2 separate regions of the Homo sapiens genome follow, and region 2 is linked to region 1. The links are chromatin contacts, found by Hi-C or POLR2A ChIA-PET in ENCODE. All regions are on one chromosome and are shown on one strand. The core of a region is the stretch at or near the end of the contact, and the rest is flanking DNA. Distances in the headings are between cores, read along the strand shown.

Region 1 (7,462 bases), core at 3,282-5,781:
CGCAGCCTTAGATCTGAGTTTGTGTCCCCACTTCACCGCCTTCCTGCTGTGAGACCCTAGGCAGGTTTTAAAAGTCTCCGTCCTCCACTTTTCTCATTCGTAAAATCACTTCTCATAGTGGTTGTTAAATACAATGAAAGAAATGCACGCAAGCTTTGAGCGTGGTGCCCACTGCCAGTGACCATTTGTAGTTGTCATTATGATGTCTTTCGTAACATTTTTAAAACAGTCAGCCTTGAATCCTGGAGGGAAACCCACTTGGGGGTGGGGATGAGAGCAGGGGTGGGGCTTGTGGCCTTCTCTGGCCTCTGCTAAGGCCAGATTGGGGGTCAGCCAGGTGCCGGGCTGGCGCCGCTGCCTCCGAGGCACTGGCCTTGCAGGTGGTGGTGGCCGCGTGCCGGGAGGGAGACATGTGGCGGGTCAGGAAGCGGGGGTCAGGCTGCCCTGGCTTTTGGCAGGTGCTCCTGTCTTGGGGTCAGGTGACGCTGACTGTTGGCCAGAGGCTCTGGCTCTCTTGGGGCCTGATCTTCCCAACCTCAGGCACTTGCAAAAATAAACACCTTCCCTGGCATAGCAGGAGAGCAGTATGGAACAGATTGCAGGCAGCCCTACGCGCCTTCGCTTCTCCCGATGAGCCCAGATTTCAGTGTGAAGTGCAAGTGGCTGGTCGCTCAAAGCGGCAATTTCTAGATTCCTGAGGACCACAGCTTTGCTAAGGCTTTTTATAGATTAGCAGAAGCAGTATCCACTTAGATCTAAGTTCTGATCTGGCTGTGCGATGTTAGTCATTTACATAACCCCTTGGAACCCTAGTTTTCCTAGGGCAGATGGGGTGTGTTGAGAAAAGCCTTTCTCTGTAAAGCCATTTCTCAGCATCACTTGCCTGGCCTGTTGACACTATTGCCCTGATTCCTCTTATGTGTCTTCTGCATCCTGGGTAGCATGGGGCTTGGGGAACAGAAGTTACAAACGTGGGGTGTGCCCTTGAGGAGTTAGCAGGAGAGAAGAGTTGTGGGGTCTTGGAGGGTTTGTCCTGCTTGTCCTGTCTGTATTTTCCATGTCAGCCCTCCTCCTGCCCCATCTCCAGAGTGCTACAGGGAGGCTCGAGGGTCCTCTGGTGATATGCCCCAGGGTGGACAAGAGGATGGGGGCAGTGGACTCAGGTGCTGAAGTTGTTGCTTTTGTCTGTGTTCCCTGCCTCACAGCTGAACCTTAGCCGGCCGATCGAGGAGCAGGGCCCCCTGGACGTCATCATCCACAAGCTGACTGACGTCATCCTTGAAGCCGACCAGAATGATAGCCAGTCCCTGGAGCTGGTGCACAGGTTCCAGGTGAGTGAGGACCATGCAGCCCTTGGCTGTGGCATTTTCAGGAGGAGGAGGGGAGGCCCTGGAATGGCCGTGTGTGTATTTAGGGCGGTAGCAGCTCTCTGGAGGTATAGTCTGGAGAAATGGCTCTGCCACTGGCAAGACATGGGCTCGTGGGCAGGTACTTCTGTGCGGCGTCAGTGTCCTCGGGTGTAGCGTGGGGACTGAACCAGGGCATGGTTGGGCCGTCTCCACCCCCTGGCTGTGTAGACACGGTTTACTGATGAGGCATCGCTGAGTTCCAGTGTGGCCTCCACGTCCTCAGCACAGGCATGTGCAACCCTTTCCCCTGGCTCAGGTAGGCACAAGGGATGGAACCCTTCTGCTGCACTTGGTAAAGGGGACCCCCGAGGGCCTTTGAACTGAGTCCTGCCTTGGTGGAGAACCCTGCCTCTGCCCATTACTTTGACCTGGGTACTCACCTTTGAGCATGGCCTGAGGTATCTTGCTGAGTCCCTTGGCTGCTTCCCTCTCCCCACACCACTTCCCCAGCGGCCTCCCAGGTCCTGATCGCACAGTGACCTGCCCACTGCCCTGGGGTTCTCATGCTGGCTACTGACTTGTCCTGTGTTCTCTCTGTTGTGGACAAGAACGTGATTCTGTCCTCTAGAAAGCGGCTCAGAGGTCATGAAAAACAAAGTTGTATTGTCAGTGAAAGTGCAGTCAAGATGGTAGCTGTTTTCAGGTGTGCCTAGTGGGATGGGGATGCCTGAGATGGGGTTTCTAGCGTGTGACAGGCGCAGATTTGGTGCCCTGCTTTTCTTCACCAGGACAAAGGGAATCTTACCCGCCTCCTAGTCACCCGGTGCTGCCGTCCTGCCGACACTGTTCTCTCCCCGTGTGTTCGGGGTCAGCCGCCTTGGCCCCCCTTGCTTCCTTGGGGCTCTCACCCCGTTCCTTGGCCAACTCCCTGCTGCACATTCCTGCTTCCCACCAGGAAGTGGCCCCGGACACAGAGGCAGCCTGCTCCTGGCATCCCCTGCTTGGGGGCAGGGCATGTCCCACGTTGTGCCCTCCAGGGCGTCTGCCCTGCCAGTGGCCCCAAGTCCATTCCACTTGCTGAACACTGTCTCCTTGATCGGACTGGAGACTGTGGGAAAAACATGGTCGGGCTCCTCTGTGACCTCGTGGAGCCTCAGTTTCCTTATTTGTAAAATGGGTGCTAGGAATAAGAAAAGCTCAGACCATGTTGGGAGGAGTGTGCTGGGGTTCGAGGGGAACAAGACAGAGGAGATGTGTGCCCTGGTGATGTGCTGCTTCCTGAGTCCCTGCCCTGTGCCAGGGCTGGGCTGATCAGCACTCACCCATGTGCTACATTTGATCCCCACAGCCCTCAGTGCAGACTCACCAGCCTTGTTGATAAGCAGGAAGTGGAGGCGTGGAAGCATGTGCAGCTTGTCCACAGGGACCCAGCAGAGCCGGGGGTCAGTCTTGACTTTCTCAGGTGAGCCGCTGCTCATCCTGAGGGCTTGCTCTTCTGTTCCTCTCTGCCTCCAACCTACACAACTGTCCTGGGGTGTGGTCCCAGCTGATCCCAAGTCATACAGCGACTTTCCTCTCCCCTGAGCCATTTGCTCCTGCCTCACCCCCGTCTCCTTCGGAAGGCCCCTGAGTGCCCAGTTCATGTGCCTGTGGTGCCCTTGGGGCTTATTCTCTGGAGGAGCACAGCCATGCCTGGGCTGCCACGCAGACCTTTGGGGCAGGGATGGTGCATCTCTTGCTGAGTCCATCTGGGGGACGATGGCCTTCCAGATGCCTGATTACCGTTACCTCAGAAAGCACTGCAGAGCAGTTACCGCTTACCAAGCCCTGCTCGAAAGCGCTTCATGGCGGTTGACCCACTTGCTCCCATGAGCTGTAAGGTTCAATGATTCCCGTCCTGTGGAGGAAGAAGCAGCTGCAGGACAACTAGAAAGTGGTCCAGGTGGGATTTGAGCCTGCGCTAGCTTGCTCTCCTCACCTGTCGTGTGGCCTCTCCAGAGATGGATGAGGCGGAGGACTTGGGAGTCAAACTGTCTTCAAGGCAGATCCTTGTTCCAAAACTTAGGAACCGCGTGCCTCCCCACAGCCTCAGTTCCTTCCTCCTTGGGTGGGCAGGTTGCTGGGAGGAGTAAATGCCTGTGGGTGTAAAGTGCCCATTGTAGCTGAGTGCCACTTCATCACACCCACACGGTTGCTCTTCCTAGAGACCACATCTCCCAGCTAGCCTGGGCCCGGAGTTCTGGAACATCTGCTCCCAAGCTCTTATCCCTCTTGCCCACTTCCCAGACACACACACAGCCCACAGCCCAGGCAAGTGATGTCCAAACAGTGAATGAGAGTGCCCGCTGTGTTCCTTTTCTGGGCAGAAAACAATATTAACAGGGAGCGTGTGTGGAGGGCAGCATGGGGCCTTGTGGCTTAAGGCTGTCAGGCAGCCACAGGTGCATTTCTCAGGCAGTGTCTTGTCTGGGTCTTGGGGGATGGTTGCCGTGACCTCACCATAACCTCCCAGCACTGATATTTCTGGGATAAATTTTCATCACCGTCTGTGCTTCAGTAAGAGGCCGGATATCTGATAAGGTGGGAAGTTTCCTCCTTTGTGAGGAGAACAATCCTTTGGAGAAAAGGGTGCGGGGCTGCACTTTCCAGAGGCCCCAGGAGAGAGGAGGCAGGCAGGGTTGGCACAGAGAATGACTGAGAGGCACTGGGATGGGGGCTGGGGAAGAGGCTTCCTTCTACCACCGGTCACTGGGCTGTCAGCATTGATCGTCCCCTTCCCTCTGCCATAAGATGCAAGTTCAGAGCCAGACCACATAGACCCAGGGAGGCGGACACTTGACCTCAGTCGTGCCCTTTGTTTTCAGATTTTTGTTTTAAATTTTATTCTCTAGACATTAACAAGGAGGCATGAGTGTGGTTTGAGGACTGGGAGGGATAGGGATGCTATAGGCAGAGGCAGGGGAAGCAGCACCCAGAGCTGGGGTCCTCCCATTTTGTTGTGAGCAGGGAAACCGAGGCAAGATGCTTTGCCCCAGCAGGGACTCAGCTTGAAGGGCCTTCTCCACAGTCCATACTCAGGTCCTGGGAGGGAGGAGGAAGTGGTTTGGGGCTGTGTGGGTGGAGAAAAATGAATTTCTGAGATGTTCCTCAGGGCCCCAGAGCACTGCACTGGGCTGCCTCTGTGAAAGTTCCGGTCCCCAGGGAGGGAAGAAATTCCCAGAGCCAGGAGGCCGTGCCTGCTTCTGGCTGCCCTGGTGGGCAGGTGGAGGCTGTGGGCCAGAGGCTTACTGCAGAACATTAAAGCTGCTTGTCACAGAACCTTCATCACTGCCCCAGAGTTTTGGATTTTTTTTGTTTTTGTTTGTTTGTTTTTTGTGTGTTTTTGATTGGCTTCTAAATGGCTTGGCTTGGAGACTCAATTGGGATGATTCAGTTGTTTTTCTGCTCCAAGGTTCATGTGGAGCCAGCAGCCTGTTGCCCCTGAGGCTCTGCCTGAGGTTTGGTTCTCAGTGTGCAGAACCAGGCAGGGGCCCCCAGGGCCTGCCCACGTGGGCAAGTGGGGCCGGCATGCCGAGAGGGTCCCTGCCTCAGGCTCGGGGACACTAGGGGCCTCCTGGCCTGGTGAGTGGCTTTCCCAGGGGGGCAACACGAGCCTTCTCCTCGCTGTGGCGCCCAGAGCCACCTGACAGGTGTGGGTGCAGGGTGGGAAGGGAGGGGCCCACCGTCCTCTTCTGCTGCCCCTTCTAGCCCTGGAATTGCCCCTGAAGGGGTGCTGTGATTGTGATCCATGGGCCATGTGGGGCTGCCTCGGGGGACCTTCCTGGGGTTCTCCCTGAATAAGCTTAGGACTAAGAAGGAAGTTTCAGTCTCAACTGCTGCCTTTGCCCTGTCTTTATCAGCTGGAAGGACGGTAATTGTCCCTCAGATGTCCCCTGAATTCCCGGTCTGCACACAGACTGCTAGGAGAGTGTCCTCTGCGGCAGCACTGCTGGGTGCCCTGCCCGCGAGCTCCTGGCCAGGAGGAGAGGCCAGCAGGCAGACCCAGAACTGACCTCACGGCCCCTAAAGTGATGAGTTAGGAAAAACACAGGTCTGATCACAGCACAGCTTGGCTTAAAACATCCCATGCTTTCTTATTGCTGTGACACTGAAGGCCATGATTGCCAGCTTGACCCATGGGGCCTCGGTGATCTGCCCCACCCGCTCCTTCCCTGGCCCCCTCAGCAGCTGCCCAGGCTCTGATGTGTGTCCACCTCAGCGCCTTTGCACAAGCTGTTCCGTCAGCTCAGTGCCCCTTCCCAAGAAATGTCCTCCCTCGTGAGCTGATTAATGACACATCTCTCGTCCCAGGCCCTGCCAACTTTGCACTTTTCCTTCATGCCCTTCGGAAGTTCGTAATTCTTTATCAGTGGCTATTGTCTGTCCCTTCACTGCGGCAGGGATTGTGTCTGCTCCCAGCAGCTGGTGTTCCCATTGCCGCCTGCAGTGCCTAAGTGTTTGGGTGGCGGCGCATGCCCAGTGCTGGTCATGCGCTGGGGCGGCCTTTCATGGGGTGCCCTGATGGCCTTGCGGAGGGAGGACGTGGCTCTGCTGGGCTGCTTGGAGCGGGGAGGGAGGAGGCCAGGAGCGTTAATGAGGCAGATGGCGCTGCCTGATGGGCATGTGCGGCGATGTCTCCAGGTGTCAGCGAGGTTGGAGAGGGAGCAGCAAGGCCGGAGCTTGAGGGCTTTTTCATGCCAGGCTGTGCAGCTTGGACTCTATCCTGCAGGGAGGGTGGGGCGGGGATGGCGGTGATATGATCAGATATAATTGGCAAGAGAGAGGCCCTGCTTGGAAGGGGAGATTGCCAGTGCAAGATGAACTCTGAGCAGCTGAGGACACTGTTTACTCTTTGGAGCCCAGGTGCGTCCAAGTTGAAGAAGGAGCTCATGGCCCCAGGCTCAGTGTTGTGCCCATCCTCAGCCCCAGGTGCCCCTGCATGTGGTCCTGAGCATCCCCTCCCTCCGCTGCCATGAAGGCTGGCCTCTGAGCAGCTTGAGCCTTGCCCAGCCTACACAGGACAAAGTTGCACTCACCTCCTGGCTCCTCTCAGTGTGTAATCATCTAAAGTGGATCTGGGAAGGAAGCTCCTGCCCCGAAGGATGCCGGAAGAGAATGCACACTTGGCCACACTGGTTCTTCTCATGTTGTCCCTGGAAGGAAACCATGTGTAGCCTTCAGTAGTGCCTCCCCGACCCCACCATCCTCCTGAGGGGACAGGAAGTGAGTAGGGCTGGGAGCTGGTGGGAGGGGGTGATGTTTGGGGCCCTCCCTGCTAGTCCGCCAAGCGAGGCCAGGCTTCGCCACAGGGATAGACAGCTCCCCTCACCCAGCACAGGCTTAGCTGGGCTTGCACCACGTGGTCACGGAGGGTTAACTACAGCTTTGCAGCCTGAAATGACAGCCGTCATGGCAGAGGGATGAGAAGGCAGTGAGGCTTATGCTGGCTCTCAGTGTCTGCCCTGTGGTGACACGGACTCATCCATCTCACTGGACCTCCCTACAGGCAAGGGAACCCAATACTGCATAGTTCCTTTTTCTTCTTAAAAACAATTAAAATACCTTGTAGGGTTATTGTTAGCATTAAACTAATTAAAATTTGCGATTCCCCTAGTGCCTGGCATGGTGTGAATGGTGCACGTGTGTGTAAGGGTCAGTCAGCCACGCTTACTGTGAATGCCTGGCATGGTGTGAGTGGTGCACGTGTGTGTAAGGGTCAGTCAGCCACGCTTACTGTGAATGCCTGGCATGGTGTGAGTGGTGCACGTGTGTGTAAGGGTCAGTCAGCCACGCTTACTGTGAGTGCCTGGGGTGTGATGATGCGTACGAGCCACTCAGTACAGGCCCGGCGCCTAGTGAACCATCAGTCACCGTGGCTTATGTCAATATTATTATTACAGTGACAGTAGGACTACTCTGTCAGCCTTATCTGTGGCCCCAGCTGACTTGAGAGCTCTCAGTCCTAATTGGAGTCAGTGAGGCAGTGATTATGAAAGTGTCCCCAAACGGGAGATGCATTCTGTGCTAGGGCAGTGGAAATGCCTAAAAGGCAGGGCCAGGTGGGGGTCAGAGGG
Region 2 (7,462 bases), core at 2,570-5,069, 54 kb before region 1:
GAGACTTGCTTGGCAGTGGACTTGTCTGCAGACCTGGTCTGTTGGGCCACGTGATGATGATCATGAAAGACACAGCACTGTCTGCTCAGGGCTGCTCAGGCAGGAAAGGAAGTTGCAGGGGAGCCAGGACCCAGGTAGCTCAGAAGAAGAGGATGTCCTACTTTGTGTTTAGAGCAGGGAGTTGGGCTGCAGGACAAGGGAAGAGTGTAGTAAGGGTCGTGGGACCAGATGCTCTCTACCTCCTGTCTTGAGAGGCTACTTGTCATGATGGTGATGGTGGCAAGTGCCTGTTTCCTCAGCCCCGTGCTCTGTAGTATGGTAATGGGAATGCTGGACGCACGGGCCACCCTGACTCCACCATTTCAGTGTTGAGTTGGTCTCACTGAGTGCTGAGCTGAGGGCCCCTCATAGCCAGGCCGTGCAGATGGGACGCAGTAACATGCAGCAGTTTCCCCGACACTTGCTATGGATAGGCCCCAGGTGCTGGGGGCTCACACAGGCCCAAGCCAGGCCCCTTCAACTCTCTGTGATGTCTGCAGACAGTGGCCAAGGTAGGCAGGGACACCAGACAGGCACAGAGGAGGGCCCTCACGCAGCCTGGTAAATCAGGAAGGCTCCCTGGAAGACGAGTCTGGTTAGTGGCAATGAGCCCATCTACCCAACAGATCCTAACTGAGAGGCAAGGCCTGACAGAGCTCAACCCAGTTCCTAGGTCCTTGTGCTTCCTTCTAAAACACCTAGTTGCTAAAATGACCAAGTGCCAAGCACGGCACTATGATTACTTCCCCCGTACACAGGAGCCTTGGTCGTCTGTGATCTGGGGAGTGGGGCTGGGGCTCTCCTGTGGGCCAGGCAGAAGGCCTGCATCAGCCTTGCTAGGTGCTGTCACCTGGGGGCACCTTCCACTCCGATCCAATCTGTGGGGAAGGCTCAGGAGGAGCGGTTTCCCCATCCAGGGACTCACTGCCTCTTTCTGGAATAGTCCTGAATTTGGTGGAGGAAGACCCTGAAAGAAAGACCCACCTGCTGCCGGGCCCCCTCCAGCCTGGACGTCCTTAGGGAAGCATGTTTTGCAGCCTGACCTCTGCCCTGGCCTGTTCTCTGGGCTGCCTTTCCCCAGTTACTGTAAAAGATCGGGGAGAAGGTGACTGCTGGCATGAGGGGACTCGAGGTTTGACTTTAAAGTGCGAATGAGCAAGCTGTAAGTGTGAGAAGTGCAGCAGCCAGTTAGAGATTCACTGTCCTCCATCCACATTCCTTGAGAATTCAGACACTATGAAACCCAGTCTCTGGTGCGGCGGCTGTTTCTCAAGCAGGCAAGGAAGTAAGTAAGTTCTCCCGGCTTGCGAATGAGTGAATGGTGGGCATACGTCTTTCTGTCCGTGTTTTCTCCAGAGCTGGTGCTGGCTGGCTTGCTGGTGACCTTTGTATATGTGTTTTTACCCCTTCCTGCACCAGACTTTCAGGGAAGGAGGTTGGGTGGGTGACCATCAAACCACCAAGAAAAGGCAAGTCTGAGAAAGAGACACTAAGACCCAAGGGAAGGTCCATGTGCCTGGGGCCGAGGCAGAACTGGGTGCTGGGCCTCTGGAGGCGAAGGAACTGTGGGGATGCCCACTGGCAGGGAAACCGTGGGGATGCCCAAGCCCAGGGGCAGGGCAGGCCTGTCTGAGCTGTGGGGGAGTGGTGAGGACGCAAGGCTGGGCATGTAAGGAGGAGTGGGCCATCAGGGGATGGAGGCCATACCTCCTGACATGGAATAAACTGGGCGTAGGGGCTGGCAGGAGGCGAGGTGTTAGAATGGCCTTACAGACAAGGAGCATGGCCAGGGCCACACACAGCAGCTGGGGAAGGGGGTCCTTTGGCTGCCAATGGCTTGGAAAGGCTACAGCCCCAGGCTTGAGGGGGCTAGTGAGAGACCAGGCTGGAGAGAGTAGCGGTGCCAGGTGAGTTGTTCATGGGGTGCTGTGTCGGGGGCATGGAGGGGCTTCTGCAGGCGAAAGCTGGGTGCTCCAACCTGAGGCTATGGGGGAAGAGCCATGGGGAGGATACATGGAGGGTGATTAGACAGGGCTGCACTGGAAAGCAGACAGCAGGGTTTTCTGAGAGGGGCTGTGGCTGCAGCCTAGTGAGGGGTGATGTGCTCTCCAGGGGCTCCTGCAGTGACAGAGGGCAGCAGGAGACAGATGGCAGGGTGTGGTACCTGGGTAGATGTGGGAGGTGAGAGGGGGAGGATCAGTCCCCAGACTCCTCCCTTGTTTCTGGCCGGAGTGCCTGGGCATGGGGGTGCAGGAGGAGCAGCCGCCAGGGAGGGAAAGCCCATGCCAGCACTGGCGCTTTCCGATAGGTGTGCTGAGTGCAGGCAGCGGAGGCCTGTGTTGGTAGCTGCTCTCGGAATTCAGAGCCAGAGGGGACTCACGTGGTTGCGTGGTGTGCATCTCTGGAAGGATTATAGGTGCTAAATTCTCCATCTCAGCATTAAAAATGTACTTGTTATTTAGGTTATATTTTTACATGGTACCAACATTTTTTTAAAAGGTATGCTGAACACAGTGTCAAATGATCAATCCACAGCGGGGTTCCCTCTGCCACCCATACTCTCCAGCGTACCCCAGCTGGCTGACCCCGGTGCTCTTGATGGATTTTATTTCCAGGTCACTGGGGCATAGGTAGGGGTGGACACCTGTGAACATCCTTCCTTCTGTCGATTTTCTCTGCCGTGTGCTGTGGAGCCAAGCGTAAAGGGCTTTGGGAATAACAATCGCTGTGGGGTTCTGACGTCTTTGGAGCTGGGACAGCCCATGGTAGACTTGCGGTCCACCCATATCCTGGGCAGTGGCTTTCTGAAGTTCACGTGAGCCTGACTCTGACCTCTCCCCAGACCCCATCATCTCCAAGGAGGACCGCCACGGGCTTGGGGGGCTGGCTCTGCACACAGTGTTTCCATGTGGTCATTTGAGGCCAGTAATGGACACAGATTGCTCTTGGCTGTGCCTCACTTCCCTGTGGGGTCCAGAGACCTGGGTTTGAGTTTCTGAGTCTGTTTCCTGGCTGTGGATCTTTTCCTTCCTCTTTAAAGGGATGACAGCGCACAGGATTGAAGACACCTAAGAGATGCTGAAGGAATATTAATTGATTTTTACTCATCTGTTGTTATGATTAATGGTGGCATTTCAGTGGGGAAAATACAGCTACAGATGAAACTGGGCTGTTGAGAAAGATACATTGTTTCAGTGTGGAGAATATAGTATTTTTTTTTTTTTTTTGCCTCCCCTCTGTATCACTTTTGGGTTTCTAACAATTGTGGATTCCAGCTTACTCCTTCCTTTTTTAAAAGATAGATTTTATGGTTTTTTTAAAAAATTTGAAATGCAGGTATTTTTTTCCCCCTAAACATTGACAATTATTTTCATTCTCCATCATTTACTATTTGCTTAGGCTATGTAGATAACAAATAAGACAAAGTTATGTGAAAGCATGATCCCCATAGTGTTTTTTAATAATGATGATACATGAGGTGCTGGGAAGGGTTATATAAATGAGGTCTGCTCATAGCAGTTCTCCAATGTGGCCATTAAAAAAAAATCACATTTTTCACATTTTGGAAGACAGCGTGGGGAAATGCTCGTGAGTTGCTTTGAGTACTGTCGTCATACTCTGAGTGGTTTCATTTCTATCCGTTTTATTTTGGTTCCTGAGCTTTTTAGGTTTGCTGTTAGAAATAGAAGCTGTCACCGTGTTGCAGTCTTGTGCAGCTTCCGAAGCCTGTGGCACTCAGTTCTAGGGTGATTCTTTCTCCAGCCTTTGATGCACTGAGTCAATTTGAGCAAATCCTTTAAAAAAAAAAAAAAGTTCCCACATCCCATGTCAAGACAACAGAGCTCTGCCAGGGCAGGTGGGGCTCCCTGTGCTCCAGGGTGCCTGGGTGCCTTCTTGCAGGCAGGCTTCCAGAACCCCAGGCCCTCCTCACCACACCACGCAGGGTTGGGACTGGATCTCCCTGGTACCTGCCACCCTTGCTTGGCTGTCAAATGTCAAGAATTCCGTGGCCTCAGTGGAGCGTGCCAGGTAAGCATTTTACGTAAAAGCAAAGAAAAGAGATGGAATGAAGTACACAGGGGAAATAGGAAGGGATGGAACGGGGGTTTTAGAAAGGGCCAGAAGCAAGATTCTGCTCTTAAAGTAGCTGACTGTCCTGGCATTCTGGGGTGAAGGTATCCATAGCATTGCTACTCAGAGTGTGATCCTAGGGAATCTGGGTGCAGATGGAGAAACTCGGATGCAAACACTGGATTCCTCAGCAGTCGGTTCCCGTTTGGCCTGGTGCAGGGCTGAGACTCTGAGGAGGAGGCATCTTGACCTGAGGGCCCTGGACTGTGCTCCTTGTCCAGCTGGGCGCAGAACCATCGTAGTCAAAGCCAGGAATGGAGATGCATTGCCTCAGGTCAGTTCCAAAGACCAGGAAGCGTCCCTGAGTATTTCAGTTGAGTAAGGACCTGGCATCTCCCTCTTCAGCCCCTTCCCTGCTCTCATATTTTTATTCATGCTTTTAGAACTGCTAAATGTCAGGTGGGTGCAGTGGCTCACACCTGTAATCCCAGCACTTTGGGAGGCCGAGGCGGGTGGATCATGAGGTCAGGAGATCGAGACCATCCTGGCTAACACGGTGAAACCCTGTCTCTACTAAAAATACAAAAAATTAGCTGGGCGTGGTGGCAGGTGCCTGTAGTCCCAGCTACTCAGGAGGCTGAGGCAGGAGAATGGCGCGAACGCGGGAGGCGGAGCTTGCAGTGAGCCGAGATCGCGCCACTGAACTCTAGCCTGTGACAGAGCAAGACTCCGTCTCAAAAAAAAAAAAAAAAAGAATTGCTAAATGTCACCTTGGCAGTGACACCTACCCTGCTTTCCCAGCAGACGCCTCTGCCCCCTACACACACACACACACACACATACACACACACACATGCACGCGCACACACGCACGCACACCAAGCTGAGCTGCCTGTTGGTGTGTCCTCCTGAGGCTGGGACTTGCTGGTCTCTGAGGAGCACGTGGTCTGGCCCTGATGTGCGCTGTGTCTACTGGGTGAGTGAATTAAGGACTGAGGTATTGTGCTACACAGGATGTGGCCAGGCCTCGAGGGTCTGTGCTTGCTAAAAATAACTCTAGATTATTCTTTTGCTCATTAAGTAATATGTACTTGTGGAAATCTTGGGAAGTCAAGATAGGCTCACAAATGAAAACCCAGAGATAATTATTGAAGCAATTTTTACATAAAATATGCTCCTTTTTCTATATGATGTGCATTCAGGTTAGGCTTTTCTGTGTCCCTAGTTTTGCCACTTGCATTTGGGGGAACAGTTGAGCATTTGCCTGTGCCATTTAAACACCTTGGAAATTGCTGTTAGAGTGGCTGCACCAGCTTCCCACCATCCCTATGTCCCAGCATCTAGAACCATTTCTCTGCTCCAGAGTCTCAAGTTCTAGGTTATTTCTGGTTTGCTGTTACTAACAGTCCTGCCCTGGGTGTCTCTGGACCTAAATCTTTGGGGACCTAAGTCACATCTCAGGCTGTTTCATTGGGTTATGGTCTAGAAGTGACTTCAGGATTTTGTTGCTAAAGAAGAAGGGGAGAATGGGGGACAGGTTGGGCTGCAGCTAGTCAGCTGTGTCCAGCACACTTGGGCCCTGGACTTAGAACTGGACAGGTTACTTGCCCCCTCTAAGCCTCAGTTTATTCTTCTGTAAAATGGAAATAATAATGGACCCAGTCTCATAGAGTTCCAGGAGTGAGGTCATGCAGATAAGGAACAGCACAGAACCTGTTTACCTAGTTTGTCCTCAGAAGGAGCTGTTTGTGATTATTTACTGGTGCCACCTCCACCACCATCATTGTCATCCTCAGTGGCCCAGGGAAGCGTGAGTCTGAATGAGGTGTGTTGTGTAGTTAAATGATGCGATGGGTAGATGAGCCAAAATGAAAGGATCTCTTCTGTTTGATTTATTTTCATGAGTAAAAAAGCCAGAAATGTCTGTAGCATAAGTTATGTCTGTTTGGTTTGGCTAAAGCAGGGCTGACCAGGGATGAGTCTCCTGCTGTGAGTGAGTGAGGTCCCAGCTTGTCCTCTGGGGTTAGAGCAGATTTTGCTCTGGCTGGGGTGCATTTGGGGGCATGGGCTGATTTATGTTTTCCTTCTTTCTGGATCTCCCCAGGTCTAGCCATGATGGGGTGAAGGCATCACCCCCAGGGAGTGCTGACCCCTGACCCTAGCCCCATGACCCCCTCCCGTGCTAGTTCATTATGGGCAGGGGAGGTCCCAGGGATTCCCCGCACACTCATCGTGACTTTTCCAAAAGCTGTGTAAATCCAGAGTTGTAACTTGGCTCTGTCTTTCTCCTTCCCCTTGATCCACCCTCAGCTCAAGAACTCCCCTGGGAAGCACAGTGGCTCCCGTCTTTGCCTCAAGTTCTCTGATGTTCTGCACAAATGGTAGGCAGAGACAGCCCTTTCAGGGACCTGATTGCCCTGGTGTCTAGTTCTCCTTTCACAGGCCTGTTTTCCAGCTCGACTGTCAATCTGAGTCTTTCTCTTTTTGAGCTTTATGCAATGGCCTTAGAGTATACCCTATAAGGAGATCCCGGCTTGCTGGTGCCCGGCCCTGCAGCTGTGTCCCAGAAACTTGGCGGTGGTGCATGGGGCTCACTCAGCACTTCTACAGAAGCCGCCTGGGGTGGCTCCCAGGGTTCCGGTGGGAATGGGGTACAGAGGCCTGAGAGGGGGCTTTGATCAGGTGTCCTGGGGGAACATTTAGAGCTCCTGGATTCTCTGCAGGAAGGCCACCAGCAGCCAGGCATGATGGCCTGTGTCTGTAATCCCAACACTTTGAGAGGCCAAGGCAGGAGAATTGCTTGAAGCCTGGAGTTCAAGACCAGCCTGGGCGACATAGTGAGACCCCATCTCTACGAAAATTTTAATTTTTATTTTTTGAGATGGAGTCTCGCTCTGTCGCCCAGGCTGGAGTGCAGTGGCGCGACCTCGGCTCACTGCAAGCTCTGCCTCCCACGTTCACGCCATTCTTCTGCCTCAGCCTCCCAAGTAGCTGGGACTACAGGTGCCCGCCACCACGCCCGGCTAATTTTTTGTATTTTTGGTAGAGACAGGGTTTCACCATGTTAGCCAGGATGGTCTCAATCTCCTGACCTCGTGATCCACCCACCTTGGCCTCCCAAAGTGCTGGGATTACAGGTGTGAGCCACCATGCCCGGCCAATTTTTTTTTTTTAAAGGTCACCAGCCCTGTTGTCTGGGCAGTAAGCACCTAGTAGGATTGCTTCAGAGTTCTAGAATGCGCATGTAAAAATTCCAAAGTGCGTTTGGCGTCTGGGCTGGGCTTCTATGAGCAGCCCAGGCAGCAGCAGTGAGAACTCCTGTGTGTGCCTCGTCTACTGAGTGCCAGGGTTA

What was found. Hi-C counts contacts between places; a loop is a spot of excess contacts on that map. ChIA-PET counts read pairs that join two places held with the same protein, here RNA polymerase II (POLR2A). Pooled maps may share reads with other maps.
Region 2: a loop to region 1 is called in a pooled map, with 2.2 times the contacts of the local background. The contact joins the promoter of ITPK1-AS1 here to the enhancer-like site in region 1. A Hi-C loop is called at or near these places in 2 of 168 maps with a recorded cell type or tissue (chondrocyte and gastrocnemius medialis) and 5 of 50 pooled maps. POLR2A ChIA-PET finds 5 or more read pairs at or near these places in 2 of 52 experiments (A673 and Panc1).

What each region holds. Positions count from the first base shown.
Region 1 is chr14:93,010,545-93,018,006 of GRCh38, reverse strand. It overlaps ITPK1 (inositol-tetrakisphosphate 1-kinase), which reads left to right. Exons shown (of 11, transcript NM_014216.6): 4 at 1,206-1,331. Among named protein-coding and RNA genes, the nearest start is that of ITPK1-AS1, 53 kb to the left of the region's middle. RefSeq lists enhancers at 1,466-1,966, 2,426-2,925, 2,926-3,427, 6,188-6,687, 6,688-7,189. Within about 2 kb of position 4,531, at least 9 of the 41 ENCODE cell types and tissues checked have a DNase peak (open chromatin) inside an H3K27ac peak, as active enhancers do.
Region 2 is chr14:93,063,809-93,071,270 of GRCh38, reverse strand. ITPK1-AS1 (ITPK1 antisense RNA 1) reads right to left here and starts at 3,819. Exons shown (of 1, transcript NR_002808.2): 1 at 1-3,819. All of the region lies in intron 3 of ITPK1 (inositol-tetrakisphosphate 1-kinase), which reads left to right.